Linked DNA regions of Homo sapiens: region 1 is linked to region 2. The links are chromatin loops, found by intact Hi-C in ENCODE. Cell type or tissue: chondrocyte. All regions are shown on one strand. Each heading gives the region's core, and the rest is flanking DNA. Links, peaks and the distances in the headings are about the cores only. Region 1 overlaps TEKT1 (tektin 1). Region 2 has its middle 11 kb from the start of MIR4520-1.

Region 1 (8,671 bases), core at 1-5,000, 130 kb before region 2:
CATCATTCTCAGCAAACTATCGCAAAGACAAAAAACCAAACACCGCATGTTCTCACTCATAGGTGGGAACTGAACAATGAGAACACATGGACACAGGAAGGGGAACATCACACACCAGGGCCTGTTGTGGGGTTGGGGGAGGGGGGAGGGATAGCATTAGGAGATATAACTAATGCTAAATGATGAGTTAATGGGTGCAGCACACCAACATGGCACATGTATACATATGTAACAAACCTGCACGTTGTGCACATGTACCCTAAAACTTAAAGTATAATAAAAAAATAAAAAAATAAAATTCACCTTAAAAAAATAAATAAATAAAATTCCAGGCCAAAAAAAAAAGATAATTCAAATATTTTAAAAAGTTATGTATCAAATTTATAAATGCTGCTTTAAATAAATATTCAAAGGACTTTAAGTAAGTTTGAAGTAGGAGCAATTATTAGTCGAAAGCAGCTTAAAGTAATTGCTAATATCTGCTAAATTTAAAAATAGTATATCTGTGAACCGGACTTATGAAAACCTTAAGAAGTGTTTAAATAGAAGCTTAAGAAAGCCAAGTGCAATTTCTGGACCTCATTGGGATGTAATTTGGACAAACCAACTCTACCAAAATATATGGAACAATTGGTGAAATGTGATCACTAAATATTATTATAATGTTAAAGAATAAGTCTTTTGTCTCTTTTTTGGTGTGATAAAGGTATTGTGGTTTTGTCAAAAGAAAATAAAGAATCCTATGCTTAGAAATACACACTCAAATATTTAAGTGAAATATTTAACTAAAAGGACATAATATCTGGGATTAGTTTTAAAATAACTAAGCTGATGGACAGGAGTATAGATGAAGCAAGACTGGCCACATACTGCTCATTGCTGAAACTGCTGATGACTATGCGAGGTTCCTTAGTCTATCTACTTTTGTGTATATTGCAAAAGTAGATGTACAAGTTTTAAAAAAAATGCTTAATGAAGAAATATATTTTAAACCAGTTAAATATTAATTTTGTTAAAACCAAGTAACTTAAAAGTAGTCTTTTTCTTTTCTTTTCTTTTTTTTCTGAGGCGGAGTCTCACTCTGTCCCCCAAGCTGGAGTGCAGTGGCACGATCTTGGCTCACTGCAACCTCCGCCTCCTGGGTTCAAGCAATTCTCCTGCCTCAGCCTCCTGAGTATCTGGGATTACAGGTGTGTGCCACAACACCCGGCTAATTTTTGTATTTTTAGTAGAGTTGGGGGTTTCACCGTGTTGGCAGGCTGGTCTCGAACTCCTAACCTCGTGATCTTCCCTCCTCAGCCTCCCAAAGTGCTGTGATTACAGCTGTGAGCCACCACATCTGGCCTAAAAGTAGTCTTTTTCTGTGCATAAAGTCACTCACAAAAATAACAACCAAACTCAGACCCAACTGCTCCTTCTTTCCTCAGGCTTCCAGAGGACAGAGCTGGTGCTAGCAGGATAGGAGTGGTGAGGAAATAGGCAGCTTTCTGCTCATGATACAAAGGTACCCTGTACCAAGGTGAGCAGGCAGCTTTGAGCAGTAGTGAGATCCCCACTCTGGCCAGGCCTTTGCTGAGGGCATCTCCTGTGGGTAGATGAGGTGACAATGGCCCGTCCTGTCCCTTGAGTCCATAAGGTTTTAAGTCTTATGTGACCTTGCCCACCAGCAATCACTGCTTTAGGGAAGAGAGATCAGACTCTGGCATGCTGCTTAAGAAGAAATCTGAGGTTCCCTCTTCCTAACTTACATGATCACAACCCATCTGCTGTCAGCTGTTGAGTTTTGAGGAGCACAGCTTGGCCTCACCTACTCTAATCCTTTTTGTAAGGTCATGGAAGAGATTGCTTCCCAGGAGAAAAATATTACAGCTCTTGAAAAGGCCATCCTTGACCAAGAAGGGCCAGCCAAGGTGGCTCATACGCGCTTGGAGACCAGGACACACCGGCCGAACGTGGAGCTGTGTCGTGATGTCGCACAATATAGGCTAATGAAGGAGGTTCAAGAGATCACCCACAATGTCGCAAGGTAGGCTAGCAGCCAGTGGGCAGAGGGCCTTCGGGTCTCAATCCCAACCTGGATATCAAGCAGAGGCTAGATAGTGACCAGCAGCGTGAATGAAGCCAGCCTGCTCTGGAATGCTTGAGGAATGCCCCCTAGAGGGAAGTCTCCACCACCTCCCGCCAAAATTGTTGCCTTGGAGAAAATGGATCCCAATATTGAGTGATTCTAAAGAAGCCCAAATCCAGATGTTTAGGTCAAATCTGCAGTTTTAAACATCAGCATTTCATAAGGTGTCTACGTCATGAATCTGGCCTGTGGCCGCCAAATTGAAATCTCTGTCTTTTTCTTTTTTTCATGGCCTTTTCAGTATGCATTTTATTCTAAAATTAGTGAGATCTCTGTCTTCATGAGGAGAGAGGAAGGGGAAGAGCACATATCAATTTGGCTCCTGCACTGAACACTGGGGAACATTCTTTCCCTTGAAAAAGCAATGCATAGAGAGAAATTATTCTCTTCTCTTCTTCCCTTTCTCCTAGATTGAAGGAAACTTTAGCCCAAGCTCAGGCAGAGCTGAAAGGGCTGCATCGCAGACAGCTTGCCCTGCAGGAGGAGATCCAGGTCAAAGAGAACACCATTTATATCGACGAAGTGCTGTGTATGCAGATGAGGAAATCCATCCCACTTCGGGATGGGGAAGACCATGGGGTCTGGGCTGGGGGCCTCCGCCCTGATGCTGTCTGCTAATAGTAGGGCTAGTTCCAATTCTCATTAAACCACATTGTAAACAGTAGTTACAGTAGTACAGAGCTCTCATTTCAGGCTGGCGGGGCCTCTAGCCAGCCTGCTGCAACCTCTTGGCTGGCATTCCAAGCCTGCTCAGGGGGCTGATTTTGGGGCGAGTTTCTTCTCTTATGCTGGTGTGGTGTTTGCCTAACAATTCAACTCCATATTTTAGCACAGGCCACTCTTACAATATCACAGGACTTGGGGCCCCAGGACAGGGTTTCAAGACATTTCAGTTCAGATTCAATTCAATAAAGTAGTTGGGCTGGATCACCTGTGTAGACCATGCCCCTCTTGCTCATGAGATGGGATGCTAACCTTTCTCTTGGCTCTCAAAATTTCTTTTCTCTAGAAAATAATGTGTTTTTTTTCTCTTAAATACTCAAATAACATAAAGAAAAAGAACAAAATTCCATTCATTCAAGTCAATGGGTTCAAGTCAATGGTTAAGACTGTAGGTTCCGGAGTCTGCCATCTGAGTATAGGACCTCCAATAGTCCCCACTCACAGGGCTATAGGGGCGTTGAATGAGATCACCTCCGTAAAGGGCTTCATACTGAGCCTGTATCATGGGGCAGTGAGTGTTTAATGAATGTGAGCCATTGTGAGCAGTCCCACCCTATACCAACATAATTTCTGCACAATTGTACTCATGGCATAAACTCAATTTCAGGATTATTTTTTTCCTTCACTGCTAATTATTGCAAGCCTTTGTTCATGTTGCTAAATTGTCTTTATAATTATTTTAATGGTTACGTACCTCTTTACAAGTTTTCAGCAAGACTGTTTTATATACTTACTGTTTCTTTTCCAAAAAGAGTTCAACTTGTGGGAGGCTGCCTTCCGCTGAGCTGCAGCAGGTCAGAGATCTATGTGGGTGACTGTCAAAGGAAGACATTTGCTGTGGGAAACTGCTCATTTGTTCCTTATTCCGCTAACATTGAAGGAACACTTTCCATGGACGAGGCTTACCATCTCAGCACCCTCCCATGTGTGAAGCTGCTGCTACACTCTGCTAACATTTGGTTCCCCGGTGCTCATGGACAGCTGACGGTGTGGGGCTCAGGAGACCTAGCTTCTAGTTGCAACACTGCCAGGAAAGTTTCTCTCCTTCTTTAGGACCACCTGTAAAGTAAGGAAAGGACTATATCGTCTGGAACTCTTCCTGTCCTTGCTGTTCCCTGAATCTGGCTGTCTAGCTGCACATACGGTGTCATAGGGCACAATGATAATGCAGAGTGTGGGCCTAATTCCTGGGAGCTTTGCAATCTAGGTGCTCCTTGGTCCAGAGACTCTTTGCCATCAGAAAGGGATGTTCCCAATCTGGGATGGAGAAACCCCCTTTGAGGCCAAAAGCACTGGCTTAATTCTGTTAATTCTGATCTATGCCACCCCAGTGCTGAACGTCTCCTCTCAGAGTGCTCAGCAAATACACAGCCCTTCCCATGCCTCAATCAAGGAGGGAGGCCCCTCTCTGCTCACTGGGAAGCCTCTGGGTGCTTTTCTGCTCTGGCTCGGAAGAGTCCAAATAAGCCTTCCCAGCTCACTGGGCAGACCTCAGAGTTTCTGCTAACTTAGCAGGGTTTTGAGGTCTGTCCCAGAGGATGTGGCTGGCAGGGTGTGAAGACACTGGGCAAAATCCTTCCTTGTGAATACAGCTCTCAGAGGCAGCCAGCCTCAGTGGTGGATTCAGATCCCAGGCTCTGCAGGGAGATGTGATTCAGATCAGCTGGTGGATCAGCTCCACGCTCTACCTGTGATGTGATCCCCGCCAAGTTACTCAACTTCCCCGAGCTTCAGTTGCCTAATCTGTAAATAAGACTAATAAAGCCTAGATTGGCGAGATAACGTGTGGAAGACTCTCAACACAGTGTCTGGAACATGCTGCTTTTAAGGGAAATGTGATTTTGATTATGGTTGAGGCCATTTCTCAACATGTAGACATAAAATGCGGAAACATCTAAGATTTCAATAAAGCAATGTTTTGTTAGTAAATCTGCTCATGCAATTCCTAGGTCTTATTGGGTATCAATGTGTTTCACAAATGAAATCTGGTCTTAGCCTGTGTTTCATGAAGGACATTTGCAATTAGCCCACGGTTGCAAAAGCCTTTGTAGCTACTGATGAAGGCCACCCTGTTCCGTACCCCTCTGACCCATCCAAGCCAGATATCTTTTTAAGACAAAGTACAATTTTTGTCTTAGATAACACAAAATTTATTTTTAAATACCATCACTTAAATTGGGAGTCATTTAAACTTGAATTTTCTTAACATAGAACCAAAGTTGAACGTGTCTGTAATCCACATAATTAAAAGAAACACAGGAGCAAAGTTTCTGTCTCTTCCGTGGTTCATTTGGCAGTGATGAGTGGGAATTCTCTCGGGTAGCACAGGATTTGGCACACTGGGAAAATCTCCGGAAGGTTGTTTTTCTCCCAGAGTACCCAATCTAGGTACTTCTCTATTCTGTGGATTCTGTTGCCTGCCACTCACCCTAACCCAGAGAGTCCATGTCTTGTCATCTTTGCCCTCCACCACCACTCTAGCATGCTCTGGGGGTGCCAGGCTTGGGAGTGACAAGGTCAGAGCCACCCTCCCAGGGGAGCAGGATCATATTTGGGTAACAGTAATGAGTAATGGCATTAGAACCCACATTTGGTTCCCGTTCAGTCTGGGCTCCATTTAAACGTAGTTTCTCATTCATTCATGCCCAGCCCTGATTCTTTCATGAGTCAATTTTTCTGTGGCTTATGTAGGTATGACACAACCTCAGGCCATCCCAGATAATTGACTGATGGGCAACAATAGTGATGACCTGTCACACTTGGCTGTGATCCACAGTTCATAAAGTGACTTCTTGTATATTTTCTCATCAAATCTTTACAAAAACCTGAAGAGGCTGGTATGATTACTAGCTCCATTTTATAGATGGGATGCTGGCCTTTATGTCAGACACACCAAGGTTCAAATCCTGGCTCACTCTTCCTCTTACTGTGTGACCTAGGGTAAGTTGCTTAGCCTCTCTGTGCCTCTGTTCTGTTATCTCAGAGTCATGAGGCCTACACTGTCCTTGTGATCCACATAGCCCTTTTCTGGTGTAGCACTTTGCCATCCCAGGCTCCGGGATAGAGGAGGCTAGTGAGATTTTTGTGGTTTCCAATAAATATTCTTACAGCCTACTGTTGACAAGTGCAGATACCCAAAGCTACAAAACTAACAAGAAATTAATAGGAACACTGATGCTGGATTCTGAGCTCCCTATCATAAGGAATAAAGTACCTGATCACGAGTCAAGCTGGTATCTCTCTCCCCCGGGCAAAAGAGAGACCTATCCTTGCAGCTGCTTAGACCTGCTGGCTAATCCATTGGTCTCTTGCGCAAACAGTCCTCTACTGGCGGGGGAGAGGAAGGAAAGGGGGAGTGGATGAAAAACACGAGGAATGGAGGGCTCCACCTCAGACACTAGTGTTGCAAAGGACACACACCAGGGCAGGGCTGGTGGCCATACAGTCAACAGTCTCTTGTAGTTAATTTATTTTTACAGGGCATATGTAGTATTGAGGCAAACCAAGTCTGACTTACAGAAAATAGCCCAAGGAAGGAAAATAGGGAGCTGGAAAGAAGAAAGTCTTTCAACTCTGCTTAATTAAGTGAAGAACTGGCTCCCACGATCTCACTTTAAGTCCATTGACTACAATTCTAGCTTCCAAAGGTCACTCTGCTACTGGGATCTAGTTTCTGTGACCACCTGATAAGGATGAGCTAACCTTTAACTGAGACCAGATCTGAAGTAAATTAAGTAAACATTCTTTGTTAATCACTGGCACTTGTGTTTTTCACAATGAGCTAACAGTGTTTAAGATCTGGCTTAAAGGCAACAATCTCCACTCTTGCAAAAGAGGCTCCACATTTTCCAGGCTTTGATGAGAACTTCGACATAAACGTCAAACACAGTTCCTGCATCCGAACCGATTCTGAGGCCTTGTAAAACCTGCCAAAATAATAGTTCCAGATACATCCATAAATCAATGAAAACCATATTTAACAGAAAGAGAATAACCTTATTTAGGAGAATCATCATATACAGTCTACCTAACGCCACTGCTAAAATATTGGAAATGAACTTGGTCCATAAGAAAGGTACTTGGAGGCCTGGTGTGGTGGCTCATGCCTGTAATCCCAGCACTTTGGGAGCCCACGATGGGTGGATCACCAAGGTCAGGAATTCGAGACCAGCCTGGCCAACATGGTGAAACACCATCTCTACTAAAAAAAAAAATACAAAAATTATCCGGGTGTGGTGGTGGGTGCCTGTAATCCCAGCTACTTGGGAGGCTGAGACAGGAGAATCGCTTGAACCCAGGAGGCAGAGGTTTCAGTGAGCTGAGATCATACCACTGCATTCCAGCCTGGGCAACAAAGAGCAAACCTCCATCTCAAAAAAAAAAAAAAAAAAAAAAAAAAGAAAGAAAGAAAGAAAGAAAGGCACTCGGTCACAATCAATTGTTCTATTTGCTGCTACCTGAAGAAGACTAATATGTTTAATTCAGAAGACAATTTTCCAAGTCTTTTTTCCTCTACGTAAAATTTTTCTCAGCTAATTCTCCAAAGTTAGTGGTGCGATTTTTTTATCCCTCCCAGTTGTTAATTTTATAATTGGAGAACCCCTTATATCACTGGTCCTTCTTGTGTGAAGATCTGGCACACGGAGTCAGCTGGGCTTTAAACTTGGGGGCTTCCACACCCTGGGAAAATGCCAACATCAGTCACTGTCTCAAACACCACCAGAAAATACTCCTGAGAGATCATCAGTTGAAAAAATGAATCTTAGAAAAAGTTTTAAATCCCACATGCAATTTCTCAGGCAAGTAAACAGTTCATTCTTGCGTGGTGGCATTAACGGTGTCAATGTTAAATGAAAGCCAGTTAGAAACCGTAGGGTGTTATGGAACAATTAGGTACCTTAATCCACTGAAACAAATGAGGAAAGTATAAACAGTCAAGTTTCTAGCTTATTGGTTCCTAAGATTCCTAATAGCCAGTGGGAGTGGAGAGGAAAGATTCCTCAGAGTGGACCCAGATCCTAGACTTATACTCCTAAGAGCATGAAAAGTAAATCTGCATCCTCGTTCTCACCAAGTCAATGGCAAGTGGCCACTGGTCCAAATACCACAGCAATGGCTTGATTCATTCTTTTCCCTGGATCATCCCCTGAAAACAGATTAATGTTCAAAATTACAGAACAGCTTAGACATTTAGGTGTGATGTTAGCATTTGGTCACATATTTGCTTGGGCTGTTTCTGCCATAGGTAATCAACCCAATGGTATTAGAACCCCACTTTGGTTCCCGTGCAGTCTGGGCTCCATTTAAATGTAGTTTCTCGTTCATTCATGCCCAGCCCTGATTCTTTCATGAGTCTATTTTTCTGTGGCTTATGTAGGTATGACACAACCTCAGGCTATCCCAGATAATTGACTGATGGGCGACAATAGTGATGACGTGTCACACTCAGCTGTGATCCACAGTTCATAAAGTGACTTCTCGTATATTTTCTCATCAAATCTTTACAAAAACCTGAAGAGGCTGGTATGATTACTAGCCCCATTTTATAGATGGGATGCTGGCCTTTATGTCAGATACACGAGGGTTCAAATCCTGGCTCACTCTTCCTCTTACTGTGTGACCTAAGGTAAGTTGCTTAGCCTCTCTGTGCCTCTGTTCTGTTATCTCAGAGTCATGAGGCCTACACTGTCCTTGTGATCCACATAGCCCTTTTCTGGTGTAGCACTTTGCCATCCCAGGCCCTGGGATAGAGGAGGCTAGTGAGATTCTTGGGGTTTCCAATTGACCAATGCATGTCAGGGAAATTTCTTCCTCTTAGCA
Region 2 (8,992 bases), core at 2,333-7,332:
CAGCTTGTCAGGGCTTGGCTAGGACCTCCATGAACCAGCTCCACACCTGGCCAGTTAGGAACCAGAGAAACTCAGAGGAATCAGAGGCTAAGACACTGAGACAGACAGGCTTAGAGGGACAGTAAGAACAGCAGTCGGCGGGAGGCAGGCAGAGGTGTGGGGAGACACAGGCTGAGAAACAGACAGTGCCTGAGACAGGGCGGAGAGGCCCCCACTAGGCAGACTGTGCACATCAGCACCTCCAAACAGGCTCACCCTCACGATCACCAGGGAACGCAAATTAAAGTCCCCCTGATGTGCCATTCATTTCACACCTATGAAATTAGCAAACATTAACAAAATTATAATGTCTCATGCTGTTGAAGCTGTGCTGAAACCAGCTTACACACACTGCCAGTGGCAGTGTAAATTAACACCACCTTTTTAGGGGAGAAATTGGGCAATACGCTTCCAGAGCTATAAAAATGTTCATACCTTTTAATGTGGTAATTCTGCTCCTGGGAATGTGTTGTAAGGAAGTCATTCAACAGAACCATGAAAGACGTGTATCTAAAGACCATGAGGGCAGTGCTCTCCGCTATATCCCGGGGGCTCTAGTATGGCCGCCATGAATATTTTTTAAAATAGGGAATATTAAGACTATAGGCTGGGCGCGGTGGCTTGAGCCTGTAATCCTGGCACTTTGGGAGGCCGAGGTGGGTGGATCACCTGAAGTCAAGGGTTCGAGACCAACCTGGCCAACATGGCAAAACCCCGTCTCTACTAAAAATACAAAAATTAGCCAGATGTGGTGGCAGGCACCTGTAATCCCAGCTACTCAGGAGGCTGAGGCAGGAGAATTGCTTGAACCCGGGAGGTGGAGGTTGCAGTGAGCTGAGATTGCGTCACTGCACTCCAGCCTGGGTGACAAAGACTCTGTCTCAAAAAAAAAAAAAAAAAAAAAGACTATATAGTATAACATTTAAGGGTTCTTAGAATATGTGAAAATGAGCAGAAAATAAAACCATCTGTACATTAAAATTAATAATTCCATAAAACAGCTGCCTGAAAGCTCAGGGCAGCCCCACCCTTGCTGGTGGAGGGTGAATGGTTCTTGATTCCCGGCTGGCCATACAGACACTCCTGTCTTCCCACTGAGGGGCCTGCCCTGCCGCTCCCTGTCTGGAAGCCTAATCTGCAGACCTCAGACCGGTGGGGAGACAGGCTCAGCAAAGCCTGCCCACCTGGCCAGCTCATGGGAGTGGCCCTGGGGAGTCTGAATGGTGCTCACTGAGTCACATCCGCTGAGGTGTGTCTCTGATGTCACACCTACAGAGGCCAAACCAGAAAGGAAAAGAAAGAGATGGTGGGGTTGGGTCTTGGTTTAAGAAAGGGATGCAGTGATTCTGCAAGTTCTGAAGTGTCTTGCTTGTTGCAAGCACAGCGGTCTGTTTAAGCCAGCTGACGTCTGGATGCCCAGCTGGTGCATCACCAGCTGAAGACAATTTAGAATAGATGGAAGGCAAAGGAAGAAGGGATCCTGGGGTCACCCCTCCTGGACTGCTCCGACAGTAGGCACGATCTCATTCTAAACTTGATCATCCAGTTCTGCATGTTTCCCACCACTATTACCCATCACAGAAGCTGGCACTGAACGGGAACTCAGTGAATTGTGGGTGGATGAAAAGGTGAGAATTTGACATATTCTAAGACCACGTAGTATAATGACCATGTAGTATGAATGAGCACATGTCACCAGACAATTCCAGCTCTATCCAAAGCCTCTCTAGCTTTTCAAAGGTGCCCTTCATCATGTTCTGGGGATGCTATGCCCCTTGTGCCTGCCCTGCTAACTGCCAAGGGGATGCCCTTCCTTACAGAGGCCAAGAACATTCAGTGACCGTGCCCAGGTCCAGACAAGCCCAACCTTGTTCATTCGCTCCACGCATAGCTACAGAACACAAAGAGGCTTTGTGACAGGCCTGCCCTTGATGTGCTTTCAATCTCACGGGAGAGACAGGAGGAAACAACAAAGAATCATTCACGGAGTGACCACATGGATGCTGTAAAAACAGGCAGCAGCGGTGGGGAGCGAGAACACCCAGGAAGTGGGCTCAGAGTCAAGGACTAGGCAAGTCTCCTTGGGGAGGTGGAAATGGAGCAGGAATTTGAGGACAAACAGGAGTTTATCTGACAGAAGGAGCAACCGAGGTCAGGGGCACGTGTGAGTTTGCTTCAGCCTTCCCCAGCTTCTCATCAGTGAACCACAGGCAAGAAATTCATCCCGACCATTCCTTCATTCCTTCATTTATTCCTTCCACCAACACTTACTGCATGCTGGCTCTGTGCCAGACGCTGTTCTAGGTTTGGGGATATAGGAGTAAACAAGTCAAAGTCCTTGCTCTCCCGTGGGGAACATAGATCATAAACAATTAAGCAATGAATAAATAATATCAAGTCCCATTTTAGTAGGCGCTATAGAGAAATAGAAAAGGTTGACCAGGCGTGGTGGCTCATACCTGTAATCCCAGCACTTTGGGAGGCCAAGGTGGGCGGATCACGAGGTCAGAAGTTCGAGACCAGTCTGGCCAATATGGTGAAACCCTGTCTCTACTAAAAATACAAAAAATTAGCCTGATATGGTGGTGTGCACCTGTAATCCCAGCTACTCAGGAGGCTGAGGCAGGAGAATCGCATGAATCCGGGAGGCGGAGGTTGCAGCGAGCGAGATCACGCCATTGCACGCCAGCCCAAGCAACTGTGCGAGACTCCATCTCAAAACAACAACAACAACAAAAATGAAACTAATTAATCCAGAACAAGATTCCCAGCCTGTGAGAGGTTGGTGCTCAGGACGGAGGCCTGGGCGAGAGAGACATCCGCAGTCAGGCAGCGGTTGCCATGTGAGCGCCGGGGCAGTGTGCAAAGTGAGAAGCTAAGGCGGAGGAAAGAATTCTGGGGACCACTGACATTTGCCGGGTGTGGGGGGAGGGGGAGAGAGAGTTCAGGCTTACGGAGAACAACAGAGGAAAAAGTTTTGATGAGGAGGGAATTGTCCCCAGAGCCAAATGCTACGGAAAGGTCAGAGAAATTGGGGGTCGAGAAGAAGCCATTGGATTGGGAAGGGGAAACAGCACGAAGTTACATTGGGAAGGACAGATTTGGTGAGGTTGCAGTGCAAGGGCAGGGAAAAACGATCAGGACGGGGACGTGTGAGCAGCGAGGGTAGAGAGCTCTTTGAAGAGCCTGGGAAATAAAATGAATAATGGCTTAGGGTGTGCAGGGGTGGGCAAGAGGCAGAGAAATGGGAGTCCAGTTAGGGCAGGGGGAGATGAGACATTTTTGTTGACCTAGGCAAGGGACCAGGAGGAGAGGGAAAAGCTAAAGACTTCAAGGAGGAAGATGTAACCCAGGGACTTCCCACTGCTTCCTTCCCACCCCCTCAAACTCGGGCTACCTGGGACCCCCCAGGCTTCCTGTCTGACGCCAAGCTAAATGCCCTCTGTGGCACCTTCCCCCACAGTGGTTGCCCAGCGTTTGTCTGCTCTTGCTTTAGAAGACAGAGTGCTCACCGCCACAGGGCTGGCTCAACTGTGAGAAATGTTTTCCCTGGAGATCTGACACAGACGTGGCACAGTGTTGGGGTTTCAATGGGGCTTCCTATGTTTGTCTGTAGAATAAAGTTTTTTTTTTTTTTTAAGACGAAGTCTCACTCTGTTGCCCAGGCTGGAGTGCAGTGGTGCGATCTCGGCTCACTGCAACCTCCGTCCCCTGGGTTCAAGCGATTCTCCTGCCTCAGCCTCCCAAGCAGCTGGGATTACAGGCAGCTGCCACTGTACCCGGCTAATTTTTGTATTTTTAGTAGACACGGGGTTTCACCATCTTGTCCAGGCTGGTCTTGAACTCCTGACCTCGTGATTCACCCATCTTGGCCTCCCAAATTGCTGGGATTACAGGCGTGAGCCACCACGCCCGGCCAGATTTTATAATACATTTTTTAAAGTCTTTCTTTTTTTTTTTTCTGAGCCCAAATCCTCCTAGCTTTTCACCGTTTGATTCTAGTTCTGCTCTTGAGGCTGCCTCTGACAAAGACAGCCCTTCAGATAGCAGAATGAAGTGGTGTCTACCCATTCTTCCCATCTTAGGCTTGAATATCCCCTGCTCTTCTGATGGCCTCCAGGGTTTCTCCCGACCACATCACACCCTCAGTATCCTTAGGAGTAGATACAGTAGGTAGAAGACTAGGCATTTATTCCTCTTGTACCAACAGCGGCTGCTGGTTGAGAGCATAAGCTCCGGAGCCAGCTAGCCTGGGTTTGGATCCTGGCTCTGCTTCTTCCTAGCCAGGAATGCTGGGTAAGTCACCTAAGCTTCTCAATCCTCAGTGTCCTGACCTACTTCACCTAGGTGTGAGGAGTGCATGAGTTAGTACATGTAGAGTGCTGCAAACAGTGCCTGGGGGAGACTGAGAGCTCAGTGTGTGTTCTCTGCTCTACGATATTAAAGTGCCAGGCCAGGTGCAGTGACTCACATCTGTAATCCCTTTGCACTTTGGGAGGCTGAGGCAGGAGAATCATCTGAGGTCAGGAGTTGGAGACAACATGGCGAAACCCTGTCTCTCCTAAAAATACAAAAATTAGCCGGGCGTGGTGGCTCGCACCTGTAGTCCCAGCTACTCGAGGAGGCTGAGGCAGGAGAATCGCTTGAATCTGGGAGGTGGAAGTTTCAGTGAGCTGAGGTCGCACCATTGCACTCCAGCCTGGGTGACGGAACAAAGATGGTTTTACAGGACCTTGGTTTAAAAGTAACTAGACACCTGGAAGTACTCCCAGGGAGGTGAAAAATATCCAAAGACAAGGATCCAGCCTGTGGATGGAGACTGGAAAGTGGCTGCAGTTATATCACACAGAGAGTGCTGCGATGCCTAGGAGGACCAGGTACGTGTGCCCTGTCTCTTTCAGAAGCTTCAGGCCTGGCTTCAGGCTTCTGTCCTGCTTGGCATTCGCCTGTGGTTTCCAACTCCTCCGAAGTCCAGCCTTTGCTGCTGTGCGGGGATTGTCTGCCCTCTACTGTCCATCGTCTGTCATGGCACACATTTAACAGATGGCCAGGAACTCAAGAGGGGGCACTAATTGGGAGAAAACTTAGAGACGCACTTTTCTCCAACTCTTTTGACCATGACTCCCAGAAATATATTTTACACTGCGATTCCAAACAAAAAAGTTTCACGAAATAATGTTTACCAGCCAGGCACCGTGGCTCACGCCTGTAATCCCAACACTTTGGGGCAGGGGCGGTGGCTTATGCCTGTAATCCCAGCACTTTGGGAGGCAGAGGCAGGCGGATCACCCGAGGTCAGGAGTTTGAGACCAGCCTGGCCAACACTGTGAAAACCCGTTTCTACTAAAAATACCAAAACAAAAAGAAAAATTAGCTGGGTGTAATGGTGCGTGCCTGTAATCCCAGCTACTCAGGAGGCTGAGGCAAGAGAATCTCTTGAACCCAGGAGTAGGAGGTTGCAGTGAGCCGAGATGGTGCCATTGCACTCCAGCCTCGGTGACAAAGCAAGACTCCATCTCAAAAAAAATAAAATTAAAAGAAAGAAATGTATTGTCTCAGGCCACTCCGGGCCAAATACTGTGCTGAATCTATCAGTCTTAGGACTTTTAGAGAGAAGGCTCCACACTATCATCTCCTTGGAGCCTGGATATCAGTGTATAGACACCTTGAAAGAGCCATTTTGAGACCTTCCTAGACCATACACATTCTTATTTTTGGAGATCCTGATCCATATCATATGATACATACTAAAATTTATGCACATTGGGACTTACTGTTTTAGTCCATTTTGCATTGCTATAAAGGAACATACAAGGCTGGGTTATTTGTAAAGAAAACAGATTTATCTGGTTCACAATTCTACAGGCTGTACAAGAAGCATGGTACCAGCCTCTGCTTCTGGCGAGGGCTTCAGGGGACTTCTACTCATGATGGAAGGTGAAGGAGAGCAGGCATCACAGGGAGAGAGCAAAAGAGCAAGAGAGAGGGGAGCTGCCAGACTGTTTTTAGCAGCGATATCCCCCGCTGGAACCAGGAGTGAGAACTCAATTCTGCAGGAATGGCACTAAGCCATTCATGAGGGATCCGCCCCCATGGTCCAAATACCTCCCACTAGGTCCCATCTCGAACACCAGGGATCAAATTTCAACAGGAGATTGAAGGAACAAGTATCCAAACTATATCACTTATTAATTTCAATTTTGTTTTCTTTTTGTATTTTGAAGGCAACGAGTTTTTTGGGCCTCAGCCATTTTTGTAGGCCCTTGAACAATTCACAGGCCTTAGGACTATACCCTATCATGACTAATGGGTGAAGTAGCCTTGGTAAAAAAAAATCTGATCAATGAATATACACTAAGGAGAAATTTAATTACTTAGCCCTTATCTCCTGGTCTTTTTTTTTTTTTTTTTTTGAGATGGAGTCTTGCTCTGTCACCAGCCTGGAGTGCAGTGGTGCGATCTTGGCCTACTGCAACCTCTGCCTCCCGGGTTCAAGTGATTCTCCTGCCTCAGCCTCCCAAGTAGCTGGTACTACAGGCATGTGCCACCACGCCCAGCTAATTTTTGTATTTTTAGGAGAGACGGGGTTTCACCATGTTGGCCAGGATGGTCTCCATCTCTTGACCTTGTGATCCACCTGCCTCGGCCTCCCAAAGTGCTGGGATTACAGGCATAACCCACCATGTCCAGCCTCTCCTGGTCTTTTTAAAGGGAAATGTGGACAGGCCATTAACACTAAATACATGAGTTCCTACTGGTGAAATCTTTGCTACTCTGGTAGACTGGTGGGGGCAGTACAACTGCAGGTGGACCAAATGCCATGCGACTGGCAAGGTGTTCTCACTCCGAGCCTCAGTTTCCTCAAAGTAAAACAATGGGATTACATTAGCTTGATGATGTTCAAAGATCATTAGCATTGGGACCCTTTTGCAAATGAAATCTTATATGGCAAAAAGCAGACGTGGGATGGATAGACTTCTGAGTTTAACAGCTATGCAGGATGTCTGTGAAGACATCCAGGAGAACCTCCCCTAGGTGCCTGCAGAGATAGAGAGGTTTACTACAGGCAAGGACAGGTTTAGGGACCCCAGGAATTCCTGAGGCCTTGATTGGATCTCAGCTCTTAAGAACAGCAGTGTTTTTCAAACCTCATTGACAGTGACACAGTCAAAAATAAAGTTTGCTTCAAGATATGGTACATATGTAGTGAAATACAAGTTTTCATAAAATATATACACTGTAAAATAAAAGATTGTCCCACACGCTGGCTGGGACAAGGATGTTTTGGGAATATAAGCCACAAAACTCTTCTTGGAAATCAATTGTATGCCTGATTAAATGCTTAAGCCACTTTCTGATGAATTTTAATGAGATTATGACCTCTTGTTAGAAACCAGTTACCTATGTACACAGCTAATATCAACCCTGGAGGGAAGGAATCCAAGGGCCTTTAACTGTCTTTTAATAAATCTAATAATCCTTAACTAGAACTTTTCTTTCTTTTTCTTGTATCCAGTCTAACAATGATTATCTAGTCATTCTCTTTTCCTGTAAAGTGTCCTTACCTATAGACACTTGTTGAATTGACTTAGCAAAAGCCTCATTTCTTGCCGCAACATTGTAATAAAAACTTTGACACTGGGTCATAACTAAATTGTCCAAACCTGGCCAGGCGCGGTGGCTCATGCCTGTAATCCTAGCACTTTGGGAGGCCGAGGAGGGCGGATCACCTGAGGTCGGGAGTTCAAGACCAGCCTGGCCAACATGGTGAAACCCTGTCTCTACTAAAAATATAAAAATTAGCCGGGCGTGTTGGGCACCTGTAATCTCAGCTACTCGGGAGGCTGAGGCAAGAGAATCGCTTGAACCCGGGAGGCAGACGCTGGGCACCGTACTCCAGCCTGGGTGATAGACCGACTCTCTGTCTCAAAAATAAATAAATAAATAATAAAATAAATTGTCCAAACCCACCTCCTTTCTTACCCTTTCCTCTTTCCTTCCTTCCTTCCTATTAAACAGTGTGATGTATTCTGATATTGCTCTACTGATATGTTTTATTCTACTCTATTTCATTTTTTAAAATGCTGACTGGGACCCCCTAAATTGATTTCGCCAGTCTTTAATGTTTTGACTGCAGTTTAAAAACCACTGGGATAGCAATCCTGGTGGACCACTTTATTAAGACAGAAACACATTGTTGCCATTATAAAATAAAATCAGAGATGGAAACCAGGAAAGATAAAGGCACATGGTGAAAGCTGAGAAACTGTCTTCTGAAATTAAAAAAAAAATTAAAGGATGGGGGCAAGCCAAAAACTTTGAGAATATGGTTGCAATGCAAATAAGTGAGAATTTGTCTTCAGAATATTTAAAGGACTCAAGTAAGAAAAAGACGTGAAAGAAGCAAAACGAGCAAAGATATGAATAGAGAAGTCACAGAAAAAGAAACCCACAGGGGTAATAAGCGTATGAAAGGATGCTCTACCCTACCAGTAGACAGGAAAGAACAGAACCTGGAATTATTAAAACTTCAGAAACTTGGAGGAGGGACCCTGGAGATCTGAAACTCAGACTTTTGATAAGGGGTGCCAGTTGGCTGGTGCTGGTATTCTGAGCAGGGATGCAATAAAGCAGCTTTTTCAAACATTAGAAAGTTGCAACGTGGATTCAGCTGCCACTAAGGGAAGGAACATCTGCTACCAGGGTGAATTAGTTACTGGTGTGAGCTCGACATGGAGCCAGGTAAGAAGGCAGGAATATGGTTTGCAGAGACCTAGCCTTAGACAGGAAGCTGACTTTAGAAGGTAGAGGGTTGGAGCCAAGGGCGAAGCCTAACTCCCACAGTCAGTTCTATTGGTTAATCAGCATTTATATTTAAACTTCCATACTCAAAAGAAAAAATGGGCCAGGCGTGGTGGCTCACACCTGTAATCCCAGCACTTTGGGAGGCTGA

Evidence for each region. A loop is a pair of places that touch in the nucleus more often than their neighbours do. Peaks named below come from ENCODE experiments on the same cell type or tissue, not always from the same donor. Only the 100,000 strongest peaks of a DNase experiment are listed, where the experiment ranks them.
Region 1: a loop joins it to region 2, with 2.7 times the contacts of the local background. A loop is called at or near these places in 13 of 110 quality-filtered maps.

The regions. Positions count from the first base shown.
Region 1 is chr17:6,794,102-6,802,772 of GRCh38, reverse strand. It overlaps TEKT1 (tektin 1), which reads left to right. Exons shown (of 8, transcript NM_053285.2): 7 at 1,830-2,026; 8 at 2,539-4,780. The coding sequence ends at 2,746. Among named protein-coding and RNA genes, the nearest start is that of FBXO39, 22 kb to the right of the region's middle. RefSeq lists a cis regulatory region at 6,525-6,542 and an enhancer at 6,461-6,605. In chondrocyte, for the core only: a CTCF peak has its summit at 2,162; no DNase peak of the experiment used is centred there.
Region 2 is chr17:6,662,241-6,671,232 of GRCh38, reverse strand. No RefSeq gene overlaps it. Among named protein-coding and RNA genes, the nearest start is that of MIR4520-1, 11 kb to the right of the region's middle. RefSeq lists a silencer at 888-1,042. In chondrocyte, for the core only: CTCF peaks have their summits at 4,842 and 5,046 (motif pointing left); no DNase peak of the experiment used is centred there.